2 separate regions of the Homo sapiens genome follow, and region 2 is linked to region 1. Evidence: read pairs that join two places in POLR2A ChIA-PET (ENCODE). Cell type or tissue: PC-9. All regions are shown on one strand. Links, peaks and the distances in the headings refer to the core of each region. The heading gives the core; the rest is flanking DNA.

Region 1 (4,774 bases), core at 308-4,307:
AAAAATTTATACTTCAGTTTTGGGAATTAATGATTCACTGGCTTACTGCCCAGCCTTGAAACGCATTATACAGGCCGGCACGGTGGCTCCCACCTGCCTTTAATCACAGCACTCTGGGAGACTGAGGCGGGCAGATTGCTTGAGACCAGCCTGGGCAATGTGGTGAAACTCCCTTTTTTTTTTTTTTTTTTTTTTTTTTGGAGACGGAGTGTTGCCCTGTTGCCCAGTGCAACTTCCACCCTCCAGGTTCAATCGATTATCCTGCCTCAGCCTCCTGACTAGCTGGGATTATAGGCGCACTCCACGTACCCAGCTAATTTTATTTTTAGTAGAGCTGGGTTTTCACCATGTTGGCTAGGCTGGTCTCGGACTCCAGCCTGCCTCGGCCTCCCAAAGAGCTGGGATTATAGGCAGGAGTCACCACGCCCGGCCTGCGAAACCCCATCTTGACAAAAAAATAGCTGGGTGTGGTGGCATGTTCTTGTAATCCCAACTACTCTGGAAGCTGAGGTGGGAAGATCACTTGAGCCTGGGCCATTGGGGATGCAGTGAGCCAAGATTGCACCACGAACTTTTCTGTAGACAAGTGTCTCAAAAGCCGGGCACGGTGGCTCACGCCTGTAATCCTAGCACTTTGGGAGGCTGAGGCGGGAGGATCGCCTGAGATCAGGAGTTCAAAACTAGCCTGGCCAACATGGTGAAACCCTGTCTCTACTAATAATCCAAAAAAATCAGCCAGGCGTGGTGGTACATGCCTGTAACCCCAGCTACTCAGGAGGCTGAGGCAGGAGAATCGCTTGAACCCAGGAGGCAGAGGTTGCAGTCAGCCCAGATTGTACCATTGCACTCCATCCTGGGCTGCAAGTGAAACTCCATCTCAAAACAAAAAGACGGTCTTGCCCAGGCTGGAGTGCAGTGGTGCAATCATATCTCAAGCACCACACCTGGTGGACTTTATTCATATATTTTGTAGAGATGGGTCTCCATGTTTCCCAAGCTGGTCTCGAACTCCTAGGCTCAAGTGATATGCCTGCCTTGGCCTCCACAAGTGCCAGTATTAAGGTGTGTGTCACTGTGTGTCACCTGGCTATAATTTTAAATATTTTGTGTTCAAACATTTGAACAGGTTTTCATCAGTCCTTATTGCTTAGGTATCAGACCTTGTGCGTTGTACCTCATCTCTAATTCAAAGCTTCTGTTAAGAACATTTTCTGGGGCGGGCAAGGTGGCTCAATTCTGTAATCACACCATTGAGGCGCCACTGCACTCCAGCCTGGGCGGCAGAGCGAGACTGTCTCAAAAAATGTTCTGGGCTGGGCGTGGTGACTCATGCCTGGCCAACATGGCAAAACCCCCTCTCAAAAAAAAAAAATGATCAATTTAAGATTGTGAGTGAAATTTTTTAAGTTTAGATGAATGGGTATAGCATATTTTTTGTCCATATTGATAGGTTGTGATATTGGTGCTATACGGTTCCCTAAACTTAGCTATTTCCAAGGAGGGCAGATTGAGGGTGATTGCTACAGTAGCATGAAGGTTTTCTCCCCCATTTTAGTTCTAAGCTAATTGAAATTTCTCCTGTTTAGCAGGAATTCTTTTGAGAAATTTTTGAAAATACAATTTTTTATTTGTGGATCACCCAGCATTGTACCAAATAGGAAAAGATGTAGGCTAGGTAGGGAGGAGGCTGGCACTTTGTGAAAAACTTAACATCTAGTTGCTTTGATAGTGATTAAATAAATTGATAACTAAGGGTGTAATAGGGAATACAGAGTAGGACTTCCTGGTCGAATCTAGCAGCCTGTGCAAATAAGAGGACAACTGAAATGGAGTTCTAGGGTGGCAGTAGGATGGAGAATTTTAACAGTGAATTCTAAGGATTTTTGTAAAGGCCTGTTCTAACCCCTACATTCTGTCATCCTTGAGCACTTGAACCTTGAACAACATGGGTTTGAACCCCTTTTAGGTGGATTTTTTCCAACCAAATGCAGGTCAAAAATACAGTATTTGTAAAATGCCAAACCCATGAATACGGAGGGTTCTGTCTGATTTTGGTATGCTTGGTGGTGGAGGGGTCATGAAACCACTCCTCTGGAATATACCAAGGGACAATTGTGTTTTTTTGTTTTTTGTTTTTTTGAGACAGAGTCTCGCTCTGTCGCTGAGGCTGGAGTGCAGTGGCACAATTTCGGCTCACTGCAATCTCTGAATTCCCAGGTTCAAGCAATTCTCCTGCCTCAGCCTTCCGAGTAGCTGGGACTACAGGCGTGTGCCACCATGCCCAGCTAATTTTTATATTTTTACTAGAGATGGGGTTTCACCATGTTGGCCAGGCTGATCTGTGGGTTTCATTTAAACATTGACCACAATTAAATGTTGAATGTCTATTCCTGCTAGTAAAAAGCGTCGTATATCGCCACCAAATATCTTTCCCTCAACACAGTATGGTGAAATACATTTCAGAAATACCATAGCATGAGTAATGTTTTGCAGGTGGATTTGGAGGTAAAGAAACAAGTTTGTGCAGTAATTCAAGTGGTAAGAGATGAAGGGCTAAATTTAGGCAATGGTAATGGGATCTGGAATCCAGGTATATGTAGGTGGTCAAATAAGGCTTGGTGACAACTCATTTAAGATATTGCCAGGCTTGGCCGGGTGCGGTGGCTCACGCTTGTAATCCCAGCACTTTGGGAGGCCGAGGCGGGCAGATCATGAGGTTAGGAGTTGGAGACCAGCCTGGCCAACACAGTGAAATGCTGTCTCTACTAAAAATACAAAAATTAGCTGGGCATGGTGGCATGCGCCTGTAATCCCAGCTACTCAGGAGGCTGAGGCAGGAGAATTGCTTGAACCCAGGAGGTGGAGGTTGCAGTGAGCTGAGATCAAGCCACTGCACTCCAGCCCACGGGACAGAACTAGACTCCATCTCAAAAAGAAAAAAATAATGATATTGCCAGGCTTGCTTTGCTCTTCCCAGATAGTCTAAAGTGACAAATCATTTGTTCGCAAGTTGTATTGTCAGTCTGGGTAATTTCATTGTTCATGTGAAGAACTTATCCAGAACTCACTCCTAAATTATTTATTTATTTATTTATTTAGACACGGAGTCACTTTTTGACATGGAGGCATGATCTCGGCTCACTGCAGCCTGTTTCCCAGGTTCAAGCGATCCTTCTGCCTCAGCTCTCTGAGTAGCTGGGATTACAGCCATGTGCCACCACTCCTGGCTAATTTTTGTATTTTTAGTAGAGATGGGGTTTCACCTGGTTGGCCAAGCTGGTCTCAAACGCCTGACCTCAAGTGATCCACCCACCTCAGCCTCCCAAAGTGCTGGGATTACAGGATTGAGCCATTGTGCCAGGCCAATCCTGAATTTCTTTTCTTTTCTTTTTTTTTTTTTTTTTTGAGACGGAGTTTTGCTCTTGTTGCCCAGGCTGGAGTGCAGTGGCGTAATCTCAGCTCACTGCAACCTCCATCTCCCAGGTTCAAGAGATTCTCCTGCCTCAGCCTTCCCAAGTAGCTGGGATTATAGGCATGCGCCACCAAGCCCAGCTAATATTGTATTTTTAGTAGAGATGGGGTTTCTCTGTGTGGGTCGGGCTGGTCTCAAACTCCCGACCTCAGGTGATCTGCCCACCTTGGCCTCCCAAAGTGCTGGGATTACAGGCGTGAGCTACCCTGCCCAGCCCCAATCCTAAATTTCTTAATCTCAAATCCAATGGCCTTCAGTTGAGTACTTAGCAACCCATTCCCATTATGTATCTCATCATCATGAGTGAAAGAACTGCAAAGCTGCTTATACTACAACTAAGTGTCATGCAGTCTAACTGCCCCTCAACCACTGTTCCTTCTCTGGCCTCACAGCTAATTAGCCTTTATAGCTTTAGTTACTTCCCTATTTCTATTGCGCTGTGATTCATCTTGAACCTATTCTCAAACAATCAAAATCATGGAGTTTTTTGTGATAATGTGGATTCCTAGGTCTTATCTCTGAGATAAGCTTGTCCATGTGGGGCCAGGGATTTGGAATATTATTGATAACTAGAAACCAGTGATTCCTAAAATGTGATCCCCAGACTAGCAGGATTAGTTTTGCCTAGGAACTCATTAGAAATACAAATTCTGGCCCCCAAATAGACCTACTAAATCAGAAACTTTGGAGGTGGGGTCAAGTGATCTGTCAAGCCTCTCCGGGTGATTCTGATGTATGCCAAAGTCTCATTACTGTTTTGGATCTAAAACGTAGGTTCTCATTCGGTTGGTCCTACTGAGATAGCCATGTGCAGTGTGATGTTTTGTGATGAAGGAAATGTTCCATATATCCAGTGTCCGATAGGTAACTACTAGCCAAATAGAGCTACTGAGGACCTGAAAAGCTAGTGCAATTAAGAAATGATTTTTAAATAAAAATCATTACAGGCCAGGTGCGGTGGCTCACGCCTATAATCCCAGCACTTTGGGAGGCCAAGGTGGGCAGATCACGAGGTCAGGAGTTCGACACCAGCCTGGCCAATATGGCAAAACCCTGTCTCTACTAAAAATACAAAAATTAGCTGGGCGTGGTGGTGTGCACCTGTGGTCCCAGCTGCTCGGGAGGCTGAGGCAGAGGAGTCGCTTGGACCCGGCAGGCAGAGGTTTTGGTGAAAAGAGATCGTGCCACTGCACCCTGGGCAACATAGCATGACTCCGTCTCAAAAAAAAAAAAAAAACCATTACATTAAATCTTACTAAATTTAAATAATCCAGTTTGGGCACCATGGCTCACACCTGTAAT
Region 2 (4,387 bases), core at 388-4,387, 410 kb after region 1:
CAGCAGAAGGCTGATAACTGAACATCATGCTCTAGGTTCTCTAGGAGAGCATTCAGAGGATAAAGGAGGGCATTGAAGCCAGAGGGGTTCAGGGCAGACCTTGAGAAGGTAAAGTGGGTCTGGAGCTGCCATTGAAGAATGGGTAGGATTTAGAGAACCTACCTAGAGCTGAGGACGGGTGGCGGCCAGGTAGGCCTGGAGGGCCTTGGTCCTCTCCTCTGGCCCTCCCAGAACTGTGCCCTCCTGGGCTGGGCCTGTCCCTGCCTCACAGTCTACCCCCGGCTCCCCAGCTGTCTGGAGTTCTTACTGGATAACGGTGCAGACCCCTCCCTGCGGGACAGGCAGGGCTACACAGCTGTGCACTATGCAGCCGCCTATGGCAACAGACAGAACCTCGAACTGGTATGTGTTGGGGCCCGGCCTGCAGGAGGGGAGGCAGGGGCAGGGCACAGGGTTTGTGGATTCCAAAACTAAGGGTTCAATCAAATGTGGTCTTTGGATCCAGAGGCTTAGTGGGGATTACTGCGAGTCGGGGACTGGGGTACTATCTTGGGAGTTCCAGAGTCTCAGCACCTACTTTCCTGTCCTTTGCAGCTCTTAGAAATGTCCTTTAACTGCCTGGAGGATGTGGAGAGCACCATTCCAGTCAGCCCTTTGCACTTAGCTGTGAGTCCCACGTCTTTTTTCTGTTGCCTTCCTTGTCCTACCTGTTCCCAGGCCCTAACAAAGGTGCCAGCACTTGTGAAGTTATCCTTCCTTCTGCCTTTTTGTGGGAGAGGGGATAAGCACAGTGCAGGGTAGGAAGCCTTAAGGGGCCCAAGGAGCTTGTCAAGGACTAAGACCTTGAGCTTCCCAGGGACCCCAAGAGCAGAGAAGGGGAAGGGAGGAGCAGGGAAGGTCCCGAGCTGTGTGCACTGGTTGCCTGCACCTTGCCAGGCCTACAACGGTCACTGTGAAGCCTTGAAGACGCTGGCGGAGACGCTGGTGAATCTGGACGTAAGGGACCACAAGGGCCGGACCGCACTCTTCCTGGCCACGGAGCGCGGCTCTACTGAGTGTGTGGAGGTGCTTACAGCCCACGGCGCCTCTGCCCTCATCAAGGAGCGCAAGCGCAAGTGGACACCCCTGCACGCTGCTGGTTAGTGCCCACTTTAGGCTGCTGCCCTACCCTTGCCATGCCAGATCCCTCCTGGATGGGAATGGGGCTGGAAAGTGGAGTAGGGTGAGGAGAATGGAGACTTCAAGCCCTGATTCATAGCTTCCTATCCTCAGAGATTTCTCCCTGGCCCAGGTCTTTCTGTAACATTGACCCCAAGTCCTTTAGGCTTGACCTTGCCTCCCTTCTTCCTCCTGGCCCTGCCCTGACACGGGGTCCCTTTCCCCTAGCTGCCTCTGGCCACACTGACTCCCTGCACTTGCTGATCGACAGTGGGGAACGAGCTGACATCACAGATGTCATGGATGCCTATGGACAGTGAGTGTGGGCCAGGGTGGGGTGCAGGTTTTCCAGTCCTTGCGGGATCCTCACTCCTCCTCCTGCCCTTCTGTAGGACCCCACTGATGCTGGCCATCATGAATGGCCATGTGGACTGTGTACATCTGCTGCTAGAGAAAGGATCCACAGCTGATGCTGCTGACCTCCGGGGCCGCACTGCCCTCCACCGCGGGGTGAGTGAGCTTCTAGGGGGGATTGTTTGCACATGGGCCTCAGTGTGGGAGCATGGGACTCACCAGCAGTAGGGAATCCAATTGTCTAGGAGGCAAGCCAGGATTTTGTGCCGTCTTTTTTCTTTTTCTTTTTTTTTTTTTTTTTTGAGACAGGGTCTCACTCCCATTGCCCAGGTTGGAGTGCAGTGACACTATCACAGCTCACTGCAGCCTTGACTTCCTGGGCTCAGGTGATTCTCGCACCTCAGCCTCCTAAGTAGCTGAAACTGTAGGCACATGCCATCATGCCCAGCTAATTTTTGTATTTTTTGTAGATATGGGGGTCTTACCATCTTGCCCAAGCTGGTCTTGAACTCCTGGGTTCAAGTGATCCCCCCACCTTGGCCTCCCGAAGTGCTGGGATTACAGGCATGAGCCACCAGACCCACGCTGTGCCCAGGATTTTATTGAGCTTTGTGCTTGCTCCAGGATGAGTTCCTGACGTCCCCAGCTGATTTCCCTGATATCTGTGCTTTGTTTATTATTATTATTATTATTATTATTATTATTATTATTATTATTATTATTATTATTGAGATAGAGTCTCGCTCTGTCACCCAGGCTGGAGTGCAGTGGCGTGATCTCGGCTCACTGCAACCTCCGCCTCCTGGGTTCAAGCAATTCTCCTGCCTCAGCCTCCCGAGTAGCTGGGATTACAGGCGCCTGCCACCACGCCTGGCTAATTTTTGTATTTTTAGTAGAGACAGGGTTTCACCGTGTTAGCCAGGGTAGTCTCAATCTCCTGATGATGAGATCCACCCGCCTTGGCCTCCCAAAGGGTTGGGATTACAGGCGTGAGCCACTGTGCCTGGCCAATATCTGTGCTTTGTAATCACGTACAACTGAGTGCTCACCACCCAGACTCTACCTGGGATACCCTGCTGGCCCCAACCCATCGCATAATGTCGCCACAACCTAGATCCTCTTCCGTGACCACCTGTCCTAAGCTGCCTCCTCCTCCCATAAGATTTTTTGATCCCTTAGTCTCCTTCTCTCCATTTAGTCTTTCCAGTATTAACTCCAGAGCTCCAGTATTAACTCTTAGTATCCTGATTGTCTGCTGGCATAGAGAGAGTCAAGGAGGGAGATGTGGGTCCCTAATACTTAGAATTGTTGTTGTAAAGGGCCGGGCATGGTGGCTCACGTCTGTAATCCCAGCACTTTGGAAGGCCAAGGCGGGCAGATCACCTGAAGTCAGGAGTTTGAGACCAGCCTGGCCAACATGGTGAAACTTCGCCTCTACTAAAAATACAAAAATTAATTGGGCATGGTGGTGCATGCCTATAATCCCAGCTACTTGGGAGGCTGAGACAGGAGAATTGCTGGAACCTGGGAGGCAGAGGTTGCAGTGAGCCAAGATCGCACCATTGCACTCCAGCCTGGGTGACAGAGTGAGACTCCGTCTCAAAAAAAGAAAGAATTATTGTTGTAAAGACAAGGATTGAGGCCAGTGGCTCATGCCTGTAATCCCAGCACTTTGGGAGGCCGAGGCAGGCGGATCACGAGGTGAGGAGATCAAGACCATCCTGGCTAACGTGGTGAAACCCTGTCTCTACTAAAAATACAAAAAAATTGGCCGGGCATGGTGGCACCTGCCTGTAATCCCAGCTACTTGGGAGGCTGAGGCAGGAGAATCGCTTGAACCGGGGAGGCAGAGGTTGCAGTGAGCCGAGATTATGCCACTGCACTCCAGCCTGGGCGACAGAGCAAGACTCCGACTCCAAAAAAAAAAAAAAAAAAAAAAAGACAAGGATTGGAGCCCTGGAAGTGGTTCTTACTCCTGAGCCAGACTCCAGCAACAGGCCAGTGGAAAAGGAGGAGCTTTTCATCCCCCTCACACCCCCATGTTACTCACAGGCAGTGACTGGCTGTGAGGACTGCCTGGCTGCCCTGCTGGACCACGACGCATTTGTGCTGTGCCGAGACTTTAAGGGCCGCACGCCCATTCACCTGGCCTCAGCCTGTGGCCACACTGCAGTACTGCGGACCCTGCTGCAGGCTGCCCTTTCCACAGATCCCCTGGATGCCGGGGTGGATTACAGCGGATACTCGCCCATGCACTGGGCCTCCTACACTGGTACTAGACTGGGGCCTCCACAGGCACAGGAGCATGTGTTGGAGTGTGTGTAGAGGGGGACAGGTGGGTTGTTGGGGGGGACCTGGGTTGATCTGAATCTGGAAGTGGAATGGAGTGTCAAGACACAGGACAGACAGGGAACCTTGCCGTTTTTCTCCATCACTACTCTTCCTTCCTCGTGCCCAGGACATGAAGATTGTCTGGAGTTGTTACTTGAACACAGCCCGTTTTCGTACCTGGAAGGAAACCCCTTCACTCCTTTGCACTGTGCAGTGTAAGTCCCTTCTGCTGCATCAGCCCTTCTCGCGAGGGCCCATGACTTGAGCTTAGGACAGGTAGTCTACTTCCCTTGTCCTTCCTGATGACCCCTCCTCCCTCTTCCTCTAGGATTAATAACCAAGACAGCACCACAGAGATGCTACTGGGAGCTCTGGGTGCCAAGATTGTGAACAGCCGAGATGCCAAAGGACGGTGAGTGATGGAAGACTTGGGAAGAATCCCAGTTGCCTCTGGCTTCCCCTTTCTGCTTGGGCAGTATACTCTTCCCTATTTTAATCTACCCTGATCCCTGCCTTACAGGACCCCCCTTCACGCCGCTGCCTT

Evidence for each region. ChIA-PET counts read pairs that join two places held together with the same protein. Peaks named below come from ENCODE experiments on the same cell type or tissue, not always from the same donor. Only the 100,000 strongest peaks of a DNase experiment are listed, where the experiment ranks them.
Region 2: POLR2A ChIA-PET joins it to region 1 with 6 read pairs; 2 of 35 experiments call an interaction of 5 or more read pairs at or near these places.

The regions. Positions count from the first base shown.
Region 1 is chr12:56,658,262-56,663,035 of GRCh38, reverse strand. No RefSeq gene overlaps it. Among named protein-coding and RNA genes, the nearest start is that of ATP5F1B, 15 kb to the right of the region's middle. RefSeq lists silencers at 1,204-1,253, 2,365-2,565. In PC-9, for the core only: no CTCF peak of the experiment used is centred there; DNase peaks (open chromatin) are centred at 1,175 and 2,505; H3K4me3 peaks cover 626 bases; H3K27ac peaks cover 2,956 bases.
Region 2 is chr12:56,244,774-56,249,160 of GRCh38, reverse strand. ANKRD52 (ankyrin repeat domain 52) reads left to right here. Exons shown (of 28, transcript NM_173595.4): 16 at 291-402; 17 at 595-666; 18 at 937-1,138; 19 at 1,387-1,474; 20 at 1,551-1,668; 21 at 3,565-3,784; 22 at 3,971-4,058; 23 at 4,172-4,255; 24 at 4,364-4,387. Among named protein-coding and RNA genes, the nearest start is that of ANKRD52, 11 kb to the left of the region's middle. In PC-9, for the core only: no CTCF peak of the experiment used is centred there; no DNase peak of the experiment used is centred there.